3 separate regions of the Mus musculus genome follow, and regions 1 and 3 are each linked to region 2. Evidence: chromatin loops called from intact Hi-C (ENCODE). Cell type or tissue: gastrocnemius. All regions are shown on one strand.

The links. Hi-C counts contacts between places; a loop is a spot of excess contacts. Peaks named below come from ENCODE experiments on the same cell type or tissue, not always from the same donor. Only the 100,000 strongest peaks of a DNase experiment are listed, where the experiment ranks them.
Region 1: it touches region 2 in a loop (4-fold over the local background); 5 of 42 quality-filtered maps call a loop at or near these places.
Region 3: it touches region 2 in a loop (5-fold over the local background); 7 of 42 quality-filtered maps call a loop at or near these places.

The regions. Positions count from the first base shown.
Region 1 is chr1:177,794,531-177,799,530 of GRCm38, forward strand. It overlaps Adss (adenylosuccinate synthetase, non muscle), which reads right to left and starts at 1,979. Exons shown (of 13, transcript NM_007422.3): 1 at 1,682-1,979. The coding sequence starts at 1,864. In gastrocnemius, a CTCF peak has its summit at 3,024 (motif pointing right); DNase peaks (open chromatin) are centred at 1,518, 2,163 and 3,048; H3K4me3 peaks cover 2,703 bases; H3K27ac peaks cover 2,986 bases.
Region 2 is chr1:177,700,869-177,705,868 of GRCm38, forward strand. No RefSeq gene overlaps it. Among named protein-coding and RNA genes, the nearest start is that of 1700016C15Rik, 26 kb to the right of the region's middle. In gastrocnemius, CTCF peaks have their summits at 2,180 (motif pointing left) and 4,513 (motif pointing right); DNase peaks (open chromatin) are centred at 1,810 and 2,171; H3K4me3 peaks cover 813 bases; H3K27ac peaks cover 386 bases.
Region 3 is chr1:177,186,064-177,191,063 of GRCm38, forward strand. The region is part of intron 1 of Akt3 (thymoma viral proto-oncogene 3); the gene reads right to left. Among named protein-coding and RNA genes, the nearest start is that of Akt3, 60 kb to the right of the region's middle. In gastrocnemius, a CTCF peak has its summit at 2,924 (motif pointing left); a DNase peak (open chromatin) is centred at 2,846.

The sequences.
Region 1 (5,000 bases), 94 kb after region 2:
AGGAAGATAGATGCTTAAAGTCTATTCTTTACCTTCTTACAGCTAATGAGATTAGTAAAAATTCTAAAGCACACAAGAACAAAATGTAAGGACTATGTAAGTAGTAAGGAGTTTATAAGAGTGAGAAGTCTGACCATTTACTTCTCGGCTGGCCTCCTCCTCAATCTTTCCTCTGGGGATTCCAGAGTCATCAGATCAGACTGATACATGACCTCCCTCAAGAACACTTTCTTGGTAACATAGTAACACCGACAGTCTACAAACTGATTCTATAACTTTTTAAAGGTCTATTATTTTGAAACCCTTTTAGAGAAGTGCCACAACGGCTTTGTACAACCACACACTACTCCTCGACGCAGCTGGACCTGTGCACATTTTCAAGTAAAAAAGCAAGCAGTCCTCAAGTCCATCCTTCTGCCCCGCAAGAGTTTAGGCGCTTTGCTAAATCTTCAGCCCAGCTACCAGATCTGATTTTAAAAGTGAAAGGTGAAGGCTGGGCTTTGGATCACCTCCTAGGCGAGTCAGATTCCAGGCCAACACCTGTGAGAGCACCATTAAATATGCATGTTGCCAGACAAGCTGCTGGAAGAGAAAGAACCTGTGAAAGAACCCTGTGAATTGAAGAATGGTGGTAAAGCGGCAGTTGGAGCAATAGGGCTCCACACACAGTAAAAAGATGACCCAAGTCAAAGCACCTGGCCTTTTACAGGCCGGTTTCTTCATACGTTTCAATTTTAGGTAAAAAAGCTTTCCACGATTAGCCTAGACCACAAGGCACCCCCACACAAAACCATGTACCTTCAGGGAGAAAAAAATTCTTACAATCTAAATACGCCACCATTAACTTCCAACACTGCACCTTGTTTTGAATGTGGGAACTGCTCATTTATTTTGAATTCTGAAACGGGGATGATAGTTTTCTGAGAGCCTTTTTCAAAGGCCTACCCTCTAGGCTGCTTCAAAGCAAATGACTAATAAGAAAAAAAAAAAAAAAAAAAAAAAAAACTAACACTAAAACCCACGTGTCTCCGGGTAGGAAACACTGGATTTCCTGAAAGTCAACTTTTTATATTACCGAAGCATTGTAAACATTTCTAAATTATCCGACTTGAAATCTCCGTATTTAGTTGCCTCACACTCACTTTTCAACTTACTGGGGATTCCTTAAGGACCGGTGAGTAATAAAAACAGATCTCCCCTTAATAGTAGTCTATGAAATACGAGTTAAAAACAAAAAACAAACAAAAGCACCGGAGGGCCCCAAACAGTCTCATCGCCCCGTAGCGGATTCTGCTATCAACAAAGTGGACCGATGGAGGCGAGGTTCTGCGTGCCTAAGCCTGTAGGTAATGCAGTGCTGAATCTCGATTTCAGGGAAATTGGGGAAAAGGACCCTTCCTAGTCCGCGCCGGCGGGTGGGCCTGGCCGGGTCTAGCCAGAGTCCCGAGCAGGCCTCGGGCGGAAGCTCCCTCAACTCTGCCCGCGGCGCACCGCCAGCCCAGTCCCCAGACCCCGAAATGCAGCTCCAACATCGCGCATCTTCCAGGTTCCTCCAGAGTCACCCGGAGCGTCACCGGAGACTCCAGGGCAGGGGTTCCCCGCAGCTCCCAGCCCGAGGGACGCACCTCAAGGTGACACCTCACCGCGCCGGCCGTCCCAGAAAGGGCCCGGCTTCCCTCACCTGGCAGCGGCACACGATGTCGGCGTCCTGCGCCAGTAGATCCACCACCTTCCCTTTGCCCTCGTCGCCCCACTGCGCTCCCAGCACCACAGTCACCCGGTTCCCTCCGGACCGCGCCCTGGGGCGGCCACAGTCGCCGTTGGGCAGGGAGGTGGCCGCCGGGCTGCTCTCGGAGATCGACATGGCTCCCGGCAGGGCAGAAGAGCCTTAAGGAGACGGGGCAGGAGAACGGAACGTGAACCCAACTGCTGCGCCGCCACCAGCCACATGCGGAGGAAGAAGGAGCCAGAGGCCGGCCCCGCCCCCGCCCCGAGGGCCGCCACCCTCTCTCCAGGCCCCGCCCCGCGCTCCGCCGCCCGCCCGCTCAGGGCGGGACCACACTTGGCGCAGGCCGAAGCCTCTGCGCGGCCCGCAGGCGCCACGGCCTCAACTGCCGCCACCCCAGGGCGGAGGCCACACCCCATCCCCGGCTTGGCGCGCTGCTCCGGGGAGAACCGCGCGAGAGCGGAGGCCAGGGGGCGGGGCTAACGGAGAGTTCCGCCCTCTGTGCCCGCCCACCAGCCTCTGGCCTTTCAAACTCGCGGTAGGGAAGGGGGTGAAAGAGTGTGGAACTACAATTCCCAGCATGCAATGCTCTGTGAGATGGCCAAGGCATGGCACCACAGTGTCAGGGTTGGCTGGTTTCGGTCTCTAAAAGCCAATTTGGTTTTCTGTGTCTAAACACTTGGGTATCTTAAAGAATGAAATACCCTTACAAAATGTAAACTGGGATTTAAAAATATGTGGAGGCTGGAGTGGAGCCGAATAAATTTAGAACTGAAAAGGGACTAAAAGTGCAAACTAAAAGCAGTAAAAATGAAATCTAGAGATAGCATCCTAACTCTTCCCATTTTTACAGTATCTGGGGCACAAAGATGAGTCAATTGCCTATGTCATATCCGAATGTACCTGGGTTATTTGATCCCCACAACCTTAAAGTTTACAATATTTTGTAAAATACGTTCGTTCTACAAAACAATTTCTCTTCTCCCATTTTTTCTCTGTTGAAGTGTTGGAGATCAAATTCAGAACCTTGTAATTTGATGCGAATACTGTACCACTGAGTTATTCGCCCCCCAGACCTTCGAACTCTTAAATAGCTTATCAGTTCCTCTCATGGGCGTTAAAATGGTACTTTGGACAGTTTGCAGATTGAGTAAGCCTAGGTGCTTCTCAGTGTTTTAATTGTAACTGATTACAGAGTGTGCCTATTGTCTATCTAATGTGGGTTTATCTATGTATTTATTTACTTATTTATATTATTTGTGTGTGAGAGGTCACATACCATGTTGTGTGTCTGTCTGTCTGTCTGAAGGCCAGCAGAGGGCCTCAGATCCCTGGGAGTCAGAGCAACAGGTGGTCGTGAGACATCTGAAAATACAGCTGTTCTCAACCTATGAGTTGAGACCCCCTTAGGGAGTCAATCAACCCTTTCACAGGGACTGCATATCAGATGTCATATCTGTTAGGTATTTACATTATGATTCACAACAATAGCAAAATTACAGTTATAAAATAGCAGTGAAGTAATTGTATAGTTGGGGGATGGGGCAACCACAACCTGAGGAACTGTATTAAAGGGTCACAGCATTAGGAAAGTTGAGAACCACTGAGACAACAGGTGCTAAAGAGGGAATCCAGATGCTCTGGAAGAGCAGCACGTGCTCCTAACTACTGAGCTGCCTCTCCAGCCCTGATCTAATGTTCTCACTGCAACCCAAACTGTGACATTAAATTTTGGTAAAGGAAATAATTGCTTTGAAAAAAGACTAATAATAAAGAATGTAGCTCATTGCTTGCTAGCACATGTAAGACCTAGGATTTAATACTCACCATTACAAACAAATCCATATGGCATAGAATCATATCCTGTGTGCTGTCTCCCAGTGTCCTGATCACCGAGCATCTATAAAGTCCAGTTTTACATTGCATAGTTCTCCTACTCATATACTAATCAGACCAGTCTCTGCTTGAATTCTATGGTGGGCAGGGTTTCAGGTGTGATTATAATAGGAGTACTTACTGTACCAGTACTGGTCTTATCATTAAGTACGGAGAATCTATGCTATACTAAGACCTCTGAGCACAGGTAACACAGTGAATCAAGATCACCAGTTGGGACATGAACGGTGATCTACTACTTCTGTTCTCCTGGTCCTGACTTCTCCCCCCCCCCCCCTTGGTAGCCATTTTAAAAGTCTCTCCACTTTGGTTAAACCATGCCAACTGCCTTGAAACCACAGGAGTCAGCAATAGAGAACTGAGGTCATTTGTTTTTCTGGATTCTTGCCACAAGTCTCTAGAGCCTGATAGTGCCTGGCCATCCAGAGTACTTCTTAATCATCCCACATGCTTGACTACTCATTTGGGAGTCCTTGCTAAGGCCAATTTGAGGGCCAAAAGAGGAAACCTATCAACATTCCCCTTGTTGTGACCATAAAAAAGAGAAAGAGCTATAAGAATATGTTCTGGCAGGGTGTGGAGGAAGGGGGTTATTCAGTGGGCCCAGGTGGAGGCATCCCTTCCCCCTGAGGAACCAGACACACACCACTATAGTATAGAATAGAGTTTATTCAGGGCATGGGGGGGGGGGTTTTAAGAGGGTAGTAGAGGCAGAGAGAGGCAGAGAGAAGGAGAGAGTAGAGACGTAGTGGCCGGTCATAGCCACGTGGAGAGAGGAGGGGGAGGGAATTGGAGAGAAGGGGCACAAGGGACAAGAGAGAAGCAAGAGAGCAAAAGGGTAAGAGAGAGAGAAGGGGCCAAGCAGCCCCTTTTATACTGGGCCAAGCCTACCTGGCTGCTGCCAAGAACTATGAGGTGGAGTTTAGACAGAATATCAACACCCCTGCCCACCTACTCTGTGATGGTTTGTATATGCTGGGCCCTGGGAGTGGTCTGTTCACAGCAGTAAAACCCAAACTAAGACAGAGGTTGCTACCAGGAGTCAGGTATTATTGTGATAGGCCTGACCATGCTTTTGTTTGGAAGAATGTGGATTTTGGGACTTAGGATTTGGAAAGCAGTGGGATGCTTTAAATGGAGCTTAATGGAACATCCTAGTAGGAATATGGAAGATTTTGTTACTGAGAATGAATTGAATTGTGCAGACCTGGCCCAAGAGGTTTCAGTAAGAATTTCAATATGTGGACTAGAGACTGTTTTGTGGTATTTTGGTCAAGAATGTGGCTACTTTTTGCCTTTGTCTGAAGGATCTGCCTGAGGCTAAAGTGAAGAATCTCAGATTCATTGCATTCAGATAAAGGAAGTCTCAGAAACTCCC
Region 2 (5,000 bases):
CTCACCAAAGGGACAAACACAGGCACAGTTTGCTGCCTGAGTATCTGCCGGTGGTGACTGATCTAGTGCCATGAGAGGTCCATTGATCCCTCTTGACCTATCACCTCAGAAGGGAACCCCAGGGTAGACGAGAGCATGGGGAAAGAACATGTCTCAGGACTCTGGGGTCTGTTGAAGCCTCCAGTCCCTGAGAATGGAGACTTTTAGCATGGGGACTGGAGGACAAAACACTGGAGTTTGGGTCCCAGAGTCCACCTGTAACCCTAGTGCTCAGGAGGTCGTCGAGACTCACACAACAGAGGTGCTAGGAACCAAACTCTAAGAGCAGCAGGAAACCTTAACTGCTGAGCCACCTCTACAGCTCCTGCTACTTCTTTTATATAGATATAGACAATAAAGCTGTTTTCTATACAGTTACTCAAATAAGGATGTTAAGGTAGCAATAAACCATGCTTAAGGCTGAGAACCTATGACCTTAGTATGACGTTTCTCCTTTCCCAGAGGTTTCCTGAGAATCTCACAAACCAGTAACTTTTGCTAACAGTGAGAGCATCTTCATTTTCCATGCAAGCCTGGGACTCAGGGTGTCACCCTGTCAGCTGTAATCTTGTTCATGTCCTCCAGGAACTCACTACCCACCAAAACTCTGGATATGGCCGTTGTAAAGTAAAACTGAGCTCCATTTATCTATCTATCTATCTATCTATCTATCTATCTATCTATCTATCTATCTATTTACACTCCAGCTTTTATCCCCCCCACCCCCGAGCGCCCTCTTGAGACACTCACATTCCAGTGGGCCATATACTTTCCTCCTCTTATAAACCCCAGCTCGGAGACATATCTGCTCTGCATGAAATCTTTTTTACAGCGAAATCAATAGTACTGCCTCACCTGTGTGCAGAGCTCTGAAAAGAACTCCGGAGGCCTGGCGGCAGGACGTGGTGGCTCACTCCTCAAATCCCAGCCCTCAGGAGGCAGAAGCAGGAGATGACTGTAAATTCAAGGCCCGCCTGGTATACACAGAAAGCTTCAAGTCAGTCAAGGCTCTACAGTGAGGCTCTGTGTGAAAAAGAACACCATGGCTGCTGCAAGCAACAACATAGACATATACATGCCTCCTGTTCCCTAACCACTGATGACATCACCACCTCAGGCCTGTCACACAGGGACCCAAATTTAGACATGAGCTTTGGAGGGGACATCCTTATGTGGGCAGCATCGGAATCATGAGGGCATATGATATACAGTATACAGGGGTGTGACATGAGACAGGACTGAATACCCCAGCTTAGGGATGGAGACAGGGGACCGGCTGCTCATCTTAGCCTACACATTGAGACATTACTCTTAGAAATAGGAAAAAGGGGCAGGGTGAATAAGTAATTGTTGCAAGTAATAAGAAAGCTATTTCCTAATCTTAAAGTGACAAGTGTTAGGCAAGCCCAGTTTTACTAAGGTCTTGAGTTCGTTTGATAGTGAAACTTCCCAAAATGCTAAGGAAGATGGCTACCACATCTTCAGCATGCAGGGGCAGACGACAGCCCAACCGACCCTGTTCCCCCCTTAGTCTGACATCTTGCATGGAGGATAAGACTTTACTAAATCCTCTCCAAGTTCCAAGGGATCCTGTGAGAAGGGGGCTTTCACAGGGTCACACAGAGTTCTATGCTCTGTCCCTGAAGCCATCTAAGAACTGCAATGAGCCACAGTAGCCCCTGTGTGGCAGCCTGGCGTCAGGTCATGATTGAGAGTAAAGTTCTCCTTGCTTCCCTCTGTGGTTTTATACCCTGGGCAATGAACCAAGGGGAGCCCAGGAGCTTCTGCGAGGCGTTGCAGCTCCCACCCGCAGTGGCCCCTCTACAAAGGCCATGTCAGCGACTGATGCCTGCAGGGGCTCCTTCCTCGCCACCACCTCACTTGCTTCCGTTCTTCCCTAAGTCGCTCCATCTCTTCTCTTTCCAACTAGCCTGTCTTCCCACCCTTTGCTGACTCCGAAAAATGTGGGTCTCCACTCGGGCAGCAAACCACAAGAAGCCTCGAGTCTGCCTGGGCACAGAAGAAAGATCTCTTGGAAGAGTCCCTTGAGCACTAGTTTCTCAAATTAACAGGGTGGGAGAGAAACGAATCCGAGCAGCAGTGGCGGCAGAAAATGGGACATTGCTGCCACCTAGAGGCAACCAGCCTCAAATTCAGAAACTCTGGACCAGCCCAAGCTTGCTTGAAAGCCCTCCCTTGGGAGCCAGACAAGTCAGTAATGAAATTTCCAGGACGAGCAGGAGGCATCCCTGTCTCTCATCCAGCCATCGAATCTGTGGCTACAACAGTCTACAACAGACTTGAGAGTCAGTAGCTCTGTAAGGAAAGATGACTCGGAGACAAAGGGATGCATTTGACACAGGGACGAGAGAGAGGAGAGAGAGAGAGAGAGAGAGAGAGAGAGAGAGAGAGAGAGAGAGAGAGAGAGAGAGAGAGAGATTGTCTTGGGATTGTCAGAGCCTGCCCTGCTGGTCTGCACAGGTTTTCCCCTAATGGCCCTGGGATTCACAATACTCCAAGGAGCAAATGAATAGGGAAAATAGAAACCTCTATGAGGATGGCTTTGGCCTTCCTCTGAGTCCCCAGTCACTTCTGCCAGCAGCCGCTAGAGAACAGGATTTAAGTATTCATTGTTGTAATATTACATAATTTGTTTCTCTCTCCTTCCAAAAATGGAGTACGCTGAGCAGTTTTCCCTGAGTCACTGAGTCATGGAAAGTTTACCATTAGTTCTGCTTCCTTCCTAATGACTAACACTTTCTTAAGAAAGTTTTCAAAGATGGATAGATGACTCAGCAGGTGAAGGTGCTTGTGGCACAAGCCTGACTAAGTTCAGTCCCCAGAACCCCCTTAAAGGTGGAAGAATATGACCGCTGGCACACTCTACAGGGCTAAGGAGCAATATGTGTAATACATCTATAAGATTCCAAATGAAAAACACACTGTATTCATGCTATAGATTTCCAAGCCTTCTTGGATAATACCCAGTAAAAGCACAGTACAGCATGCAGATAGAAGATCTCCAGGAGACAGGTGTAAAACCCTACTTTGACACATAGGTGGGTCTTTTTAAACCAGGCCCTTCCTTCAGACTGGGGTTTGATCCCTGCAGACTTGCAGGGCAGCTGCACATTTTCCAGCCTTCTGGACTGTATACATTTCTGATCTTTTCCTCTGGGTCCTGCACATCCTGTCTCCATAGGATGCTGCTTTCTCTGCCTCTCAGAGCCTCAGTAGCAATGCACCCTCTCTTTCTCCTGGGGTTCTCACCCAGAGTACCCAATCATAACCCAGGGGAGTGTTCAGATAGAAAAAAACAAAACAAAACAAAACACCAGGATTCCTATGAGTCGGTGAGAGAGCAAGCTTGGAAACAATTATCACTAAGAAATTTCTTGTGACAGATTCAAGAAACAGGAAGCAGTGGGGTAAAGGGAGAGGTGTTTGACTGGGTCTGTTCTCTGGCAGGAACAGGAGAGGGCAGGGACAGCTTAGGACTGAATAGTGGCAATGGCATCAGCAGGCTCTGGGTTGTATGGGTGATTCCTAGCTGTCCAATTCCTGTGGCCTGGGATGGTTTAGGGCACACTGACCTGATGTGTTAAGGTGTGATAAAGGAGATGGTTCAGGGCTCTGGATTGGCTGATTTAGGCATCAAGGCTGTGCTACCAGGGAGCTTCACTGTCTCTAAACATTAGCTTCCTCTGTACTCTCTGCAGGTTAAAGCTTCAAAGGACAGATCATGGAGAATACAGGGGGGAGGGGACTGAGGAGATGGCTTAGTCAGTAAAGTCCCTGCAACACAAACTTAGAGACCTGAGTTCAGATACCCAGCATCCAAGTAAAAGCCAATCCCCATCCCCCATGTTATAAATCGGGTGTAGCAGTGCAAACCTGTAATCCCAGCTCAGAGAGCAGTGGGAGGCAGGAGGAGCCCTGGAGCGTGGTAGGCAAATCAGTGAACTCTAGGTTCAGTGAGCTCTAAGTTCAGTAAGTGATTCTACAGTGAGAGAGAGAGAGAGAGAGAGAGAGAGAGAGAGAGAGAGAGAGAGTAAGACACTTGCTATTGTACCTCTAGTCTCCATATGCTCACGTGTATGTGGACACACACACACATACTACACACGTGCGCATACAAAATGTACATACACACAGAAAAATGCAAGACATGAAATAGCTCATTAGGACCAAAACCACAAGAGACAGAGACCGAGAGAAAGACAGAGAATTAAAGCCACTAAACCCCTTAAAATTAAGAAAAAAATATATAATCAGCACAGCCCCCACCACTGACCTACCCCACTCTATGATTTATTCCCTCACCCCAGGCCTACCTGCACTGTGCTGGCTCTTGAAAGATGACGTTGGCTTGATCTCACAACTCCTTAGAGGCTATGTAGCCCCTTCTCTTTCTCTGAAGGTCCAGCTCTTCCCCCTTGAGCTATAGTATGTAATTATCTGCCTAATGCTCAAGGGGGCAGAAGAGGGCAGTTCCTGACTAAGGTGCCTGTTGTCTTCAGAAACATGGCTACTGCAGTATCTTCTTAACCAGCAGGTAGATGCTAACTGCTAACGTAGAGAGTTGATTTTTCTGTCTTAGGAAGTTGCAGGGAATTGGGATTTTGAAGTCCCATGTGCTCATCTCCAGATTCCATCCTTACATAGCCAGAGCCTAGACCAGGGAATGGCTCACCTACCCAGGTTGAGAGCTCAACTCCTTTAAGAATTCTCATTTTAGGTAAAATGAGCTTTACCCCAAACTTTGTCTGCTTTCTAGCTACTACAAATGGGAATTCCTTTTATCCAGCCCTGGCTTTCACACCGAGCTTGGAATTTGTGCAACGGCATCAATTGTCTGGTCCAACAGTCACCAAATCCCATCACCTTAATTCCCAGTCCAGGCCACGTTTCCCTAGGGCCTAATGCACTTCCTCTCTCTGCTACTGCATTTCCTCCCACTG
Region 3 (5,000 bases), 510 kb before region 2:
TCATTTTAGAAAGCAAACAACAGATAAGTATTCTTCCAGGGTCACAAAACTAGCTGGTAATGGGGAATATTAGTACCTCAAAACTCTAGAATGAGAATTATTCTTTTTTAGAGAGTCTTCTGTCCGTTTAACCTTTGGCTCTAAAAATGCAAGTTTTACCATACAAAAAATGTACTATATTGTGTTTTTAATTTTAAATTCAATTAAATCAAGATGTAGCTATTATATTAAGCAAGCATGCAGCACCAATTATATCATATCCTACTTAGCTGATAAATGAAAATGGATTCCATATTTAGATTTCAATAAACATGTTTATCTTGAGAAATAGTTTTCATGTAAGTAAGACTAAAGCAAACCTATATTTGATTTTTAAAAAGAACTAAAGTTAAAATAAATAAATTCAAAGAAAACTTGTCAACCAGTTTGTTAAGTTACTAGGTCAATAATTTCTATTATCTGTATTAGACATATTCTCACTTTTATTCATAGAGAACGAAGTATAAGAGACGAAAAATTCCAAAATTTGAAGTAGTAGGTCAGAGGCAGAAGTGTGGGTTGAACCTCTGGCTTGGGTTTATAGTAAACTACTAGCATACTCTCCATGAAGATGAGGTACCATACCATTTCTGCATATTTGATTTTTTTTTTTTGGACTGTCAACAGTTTGATTTGGTTTTGTAAAAATATGAGAAGTTTATCAGAACAGTGGAGAGGGTGCTCTTTCCCTTGACTGTGTCAGTAAACTTTGTGAATATGCTTAATGTTAAAGTGAAAATGAGCCAGAGAACAGTGACAAAGCAGCATCTGAAATCTCGCCCTGTGTTTTACCTCTGGAGACTTCTTTGTCATGAGGAGTCTGAACATGAGGTGAAGTGAGCCAGTATAGGACAGGAACTATAGCAAGCTGCCATGCTGAGTTAAACAACAATCATCAAAAGGGGCTTCGGGAGTTCACCAGCTGCAAAGTTTTTGTGTTAAGACTATAAGTGCACTGGGAGGATAGGAGGCCCTAAATAATAATGTCAAAGGGGTTTTTACATTCCCAGGAAGCCATTTCAAGCAAGCAAGCAAGCAAGCAAGCAAACAAACAAACAAACAACAAAAAGAAATCTAGATTTGTTCCTAATAAAGGTGAAAGCCCTTAGAGATGAGAGACAGAGGACATAGACAGCTAGTACTATCTAACTCACTGCTCCTGGCACAACAAGGACAAATACTGTAAAAAGGAAGATATAATAGTTTAACTGTAAAATTCTAAAGAAATAAAACGAATACTTTTTCCTTGTTAAAAAAAAAAACAATAACAAAAACGTCATTTTGAAAGTTACATGGCAAGATGAATTTAAGGCTAAAAAGATATTAGAATAATTTCAAGAGTTAATTTAAAAAGCACTTTCACATCTTATTTACCAATACTGAGTATTGATATAGAAAATGCTCTTTTAAAATCAGAATCATAGATTTCATAATGACTGCTTCAACACAATTTTACAGAAGCAGAATTCAGAGCGCTGGTGGGAAAGTTCAACTGGCTTTTGTCCTGTTGCTTTACCATTACACTCTCATAGCTCAACCAGTGCAGCAAGCTCACAGTCAGTCCCAAAGGCAAAATCATCTCCACCAACCCAGAGAAAATGAAGAGCTTAAAGGAGGATATCTCCATAGAGCACAATACTAAACTAGTACCTAGAATTTTGTCCTAACACACAATTTACAATTAAGTTCCTAATCAGCGAGTATAATAAGCAATTTTATGTTGAATATCAAAGGTATCTTCAGTCTATTTTCAGCTCAGTTACTCTAAAGAAGGTATGTTTTTCTTTCCTTGTGTCTTACCAATCTCTGCCACAGAGTCTGTACTTGTGCAAAGGGCTTTCCTGATAAACTAAACCTACTAAAACTTAAGAGAGATAGTATAAGATGCCTTACTTACAACAAGGAATGTTGTTTTGCTAACACACCTAAAAATTATTTAATATAGTAACAGATCACAATTTCTTACGTAACTGTGATATCTTACCAATAAAAAGAGGACTGTAAGGAAACAATGAAATATATCATTAGGTAAATCACAGGCAAAAACCTGTGACAGTTTATTTTCTACCATATACTCTGCAATTCAGCAATTCTAGTAGTGTAAAATAATTTTATAACTACTCTCTATCAAAGGGAAAATATTAATAAGCAGAAAAGAACAACATAAATGTATTTTATAATCTACATAGTGTACCTGAATACTGTTATTCTGGAGATATATTAATACTTGCTTTTGTGTATTTTTATATTTGAAAATAATCATATTGCAAAGCTTTCCAAATAGTTCGAGACTTTGAAAGAAGCAGCTGAAAAAAGTTGTGGGTAGGTGACAAATCTGACATACTTTCTAAACATCACTCCTTTAGTTTTATTAGTGTTTGTTCTACTAGAAAATTGAGAGAATTCAAGTTTTACATTTGCAGGCTTAGTGTCAACATGCTTAATCATGACCACTTACAAATAAACACTTTTGTTAGTACCAATAAACAGCTATTACTCCATGTAAAACCATAAAAAATTTAGCAAACAAATAATTAAATATTGAGAGAAAATATCTTTATAGATTTTCATGCATAATTTTAAACTTTTTAAAGTACACAGGTCAAAAAAATTAATGTGATTAACACAGTAAAACAAAAAAAAAATCAACATAAAGACAGCATTTAATCATACAAAATATCCAGATTTAATGGTTTGCTTTGTTATAAAGACACTATCCTCTCCAAAGCAGCTGTTTGACTAAAACGCCCGCATGAGAAACTGAGTAGAACAGTCCTTACAGGCCACCAGGGGTATCTGCGCACACTGTACTTGTCTGATTTTCAACACCCTGCCTCTTAAGTCCAGGCTGCACTTAACCATATGAGTCAGAGTGACATCTAGTGGTAAATTGGCAACTGGTAGTACATTACTTGCAGATAGAGCAATGTTGTTCATTATGTATTCTACTTTGATATTTTAAGCATTCCTATTTCTTCATGAATTCTAAACTTCTGCTTCATTTTCTCAACACCTCTAGTATTCTGTTTTCTCTTTATTTTTTCAAGCTTTATGTTTTTTTCCATTTATCTAGTTCTGTACAGAATCTAGGATCAACCCATATTTTATAATTTACCTTTTCTTTCACTGTACACATTTTATCATTCTCTGCCCTATTTCATAAACTATTTTCTGTATATTTCTTCTGAAGGTAACTCTATTAAGTCATGAAACCTAAGCCAAATGAGTCTACTGTAATTCATGCAACTCTGGTAAATTGTTTATCATTTCTAGTTGACACAATACAATTATTATCTTCTCCCCCATACTTCATCCTCCTTAACTATTAGGAAACAAGGGCAATGTTTATAAATAAATGTAGGTAACGTCAAGGTTCAAGGTCTCAGCTCACTGTTTGAAAGCCTATTCAGAATACATCTTTGCCTAGATCAAAGGCCATTTCAAGAGCTAGCGCCCTTTCAGGTATCCAGTTTTTTTTTTTTTCTTTCTCTAAATTTACTTGTATCTTTTTTTCTTGAATATTCAAAATTTCCCTCTGTATCTGGATGCCTGCTCCATAATCTATGAACATGTTCAACATGTTTCCACCTCAAAAAATCTCTCTGAACTACTGCAATCTACTTTCTTTCCTCTTACCAAAATCAGTGCAAAGATGAATCTATGCTTTTACCATTTCTTTAATACTCCTTCTTTCTTGAATCACTGACAATTTTCTTTTTATCACTACAATTTAATTGACAATGATTGGTTAGAAGTTACCAATAAACTTATCATTAGTGTTCTCTTTACACTCTTCTCAAATTGAGATGTTTTCTTTCTCTCTTGGCTTTGAAAGTGCACAGTAATTGTTCCTGTTCTTTCTAGCTCCTTTAAGACTCCTCTGCCTTAGCCAGGCGTGGTGGCGCACGCCTTTAATCCCAGCACTCAGGAGGCAGAGGCAAGTGGATCTCTGAGTTCGAGGCCAGCCTGGTCTACAAAGTGAGTTCCAGGACAGCCAGGGCTATACAGAGAAACCCTGTCTCGAAAAACAAAAAAAAAACAAGAAACAAAAAAAGACTCCTCTGCCTTCTCCTTACATAGCCTGAATCAAATATAGTATCCATACATACTTTAGTAAACTACAGGTGATGCCTTTTTTAAAGAAAGTAGCTCATTTAGCGCGTGACACTTAATTTCCCTATCCATTTAGCCCAAATTTATAGTCTGCAAACTTCTTAGTCCTCTTATTACCTTCCCCAAACTCTCCTATACACGCATAGTATTTCAGAAGCAGAGCAAGCCTACTGTCCTTATTTTCCAAATCTTGCTATTCCTTGAAAATCCTGACTTTGAACACACTACTCTCTATAGAGTAGAGACAAGGACAAGGAAACAGCTCAAGCAGTAACAAAGCTGTTTTATGGAATCTCCAGAGGTTATGTGGCCCCAGAAACTTCAGCTCTAGTATTACGTAATAAACTGACTTTGATTAGTCAATCTACAATTCACCCAACCAACCCTTCACTAACTCCAGTGAAGACAGGTGTCTGCTTAGCCTATCACAGTTGAGATGACTTGGTACTGTGTATAGGTCTGAAAAAAAAAACTTTTTGGATGTTTTTTAAAAGATTTAACATGACTGAAGATATCTTTTACCTTAGGTACAATACCAATAATCACTGGTTGACACATTATTAACAGATCTGGAAAATATAAAAACATAAATAACTGAATACATCTAAAATTGAGCATTTATGCAATGAGAGGTAAAGTGTTATGACACAGACATTTTAAAGGTTCTGAAACAACAATTCAACTTTGGTAACCATGAACTGTGCTTTCTAAACAGCTTTGACACTGAAATGAACAGTCTTTTTATTTGATGACACTAAGTAAGACTTTCTTGTGATCGATACTATAAATGTTACAGAAATTTTACACTACCCACATTCCTTATCTAAATTTCATAAAGTGATAGATCT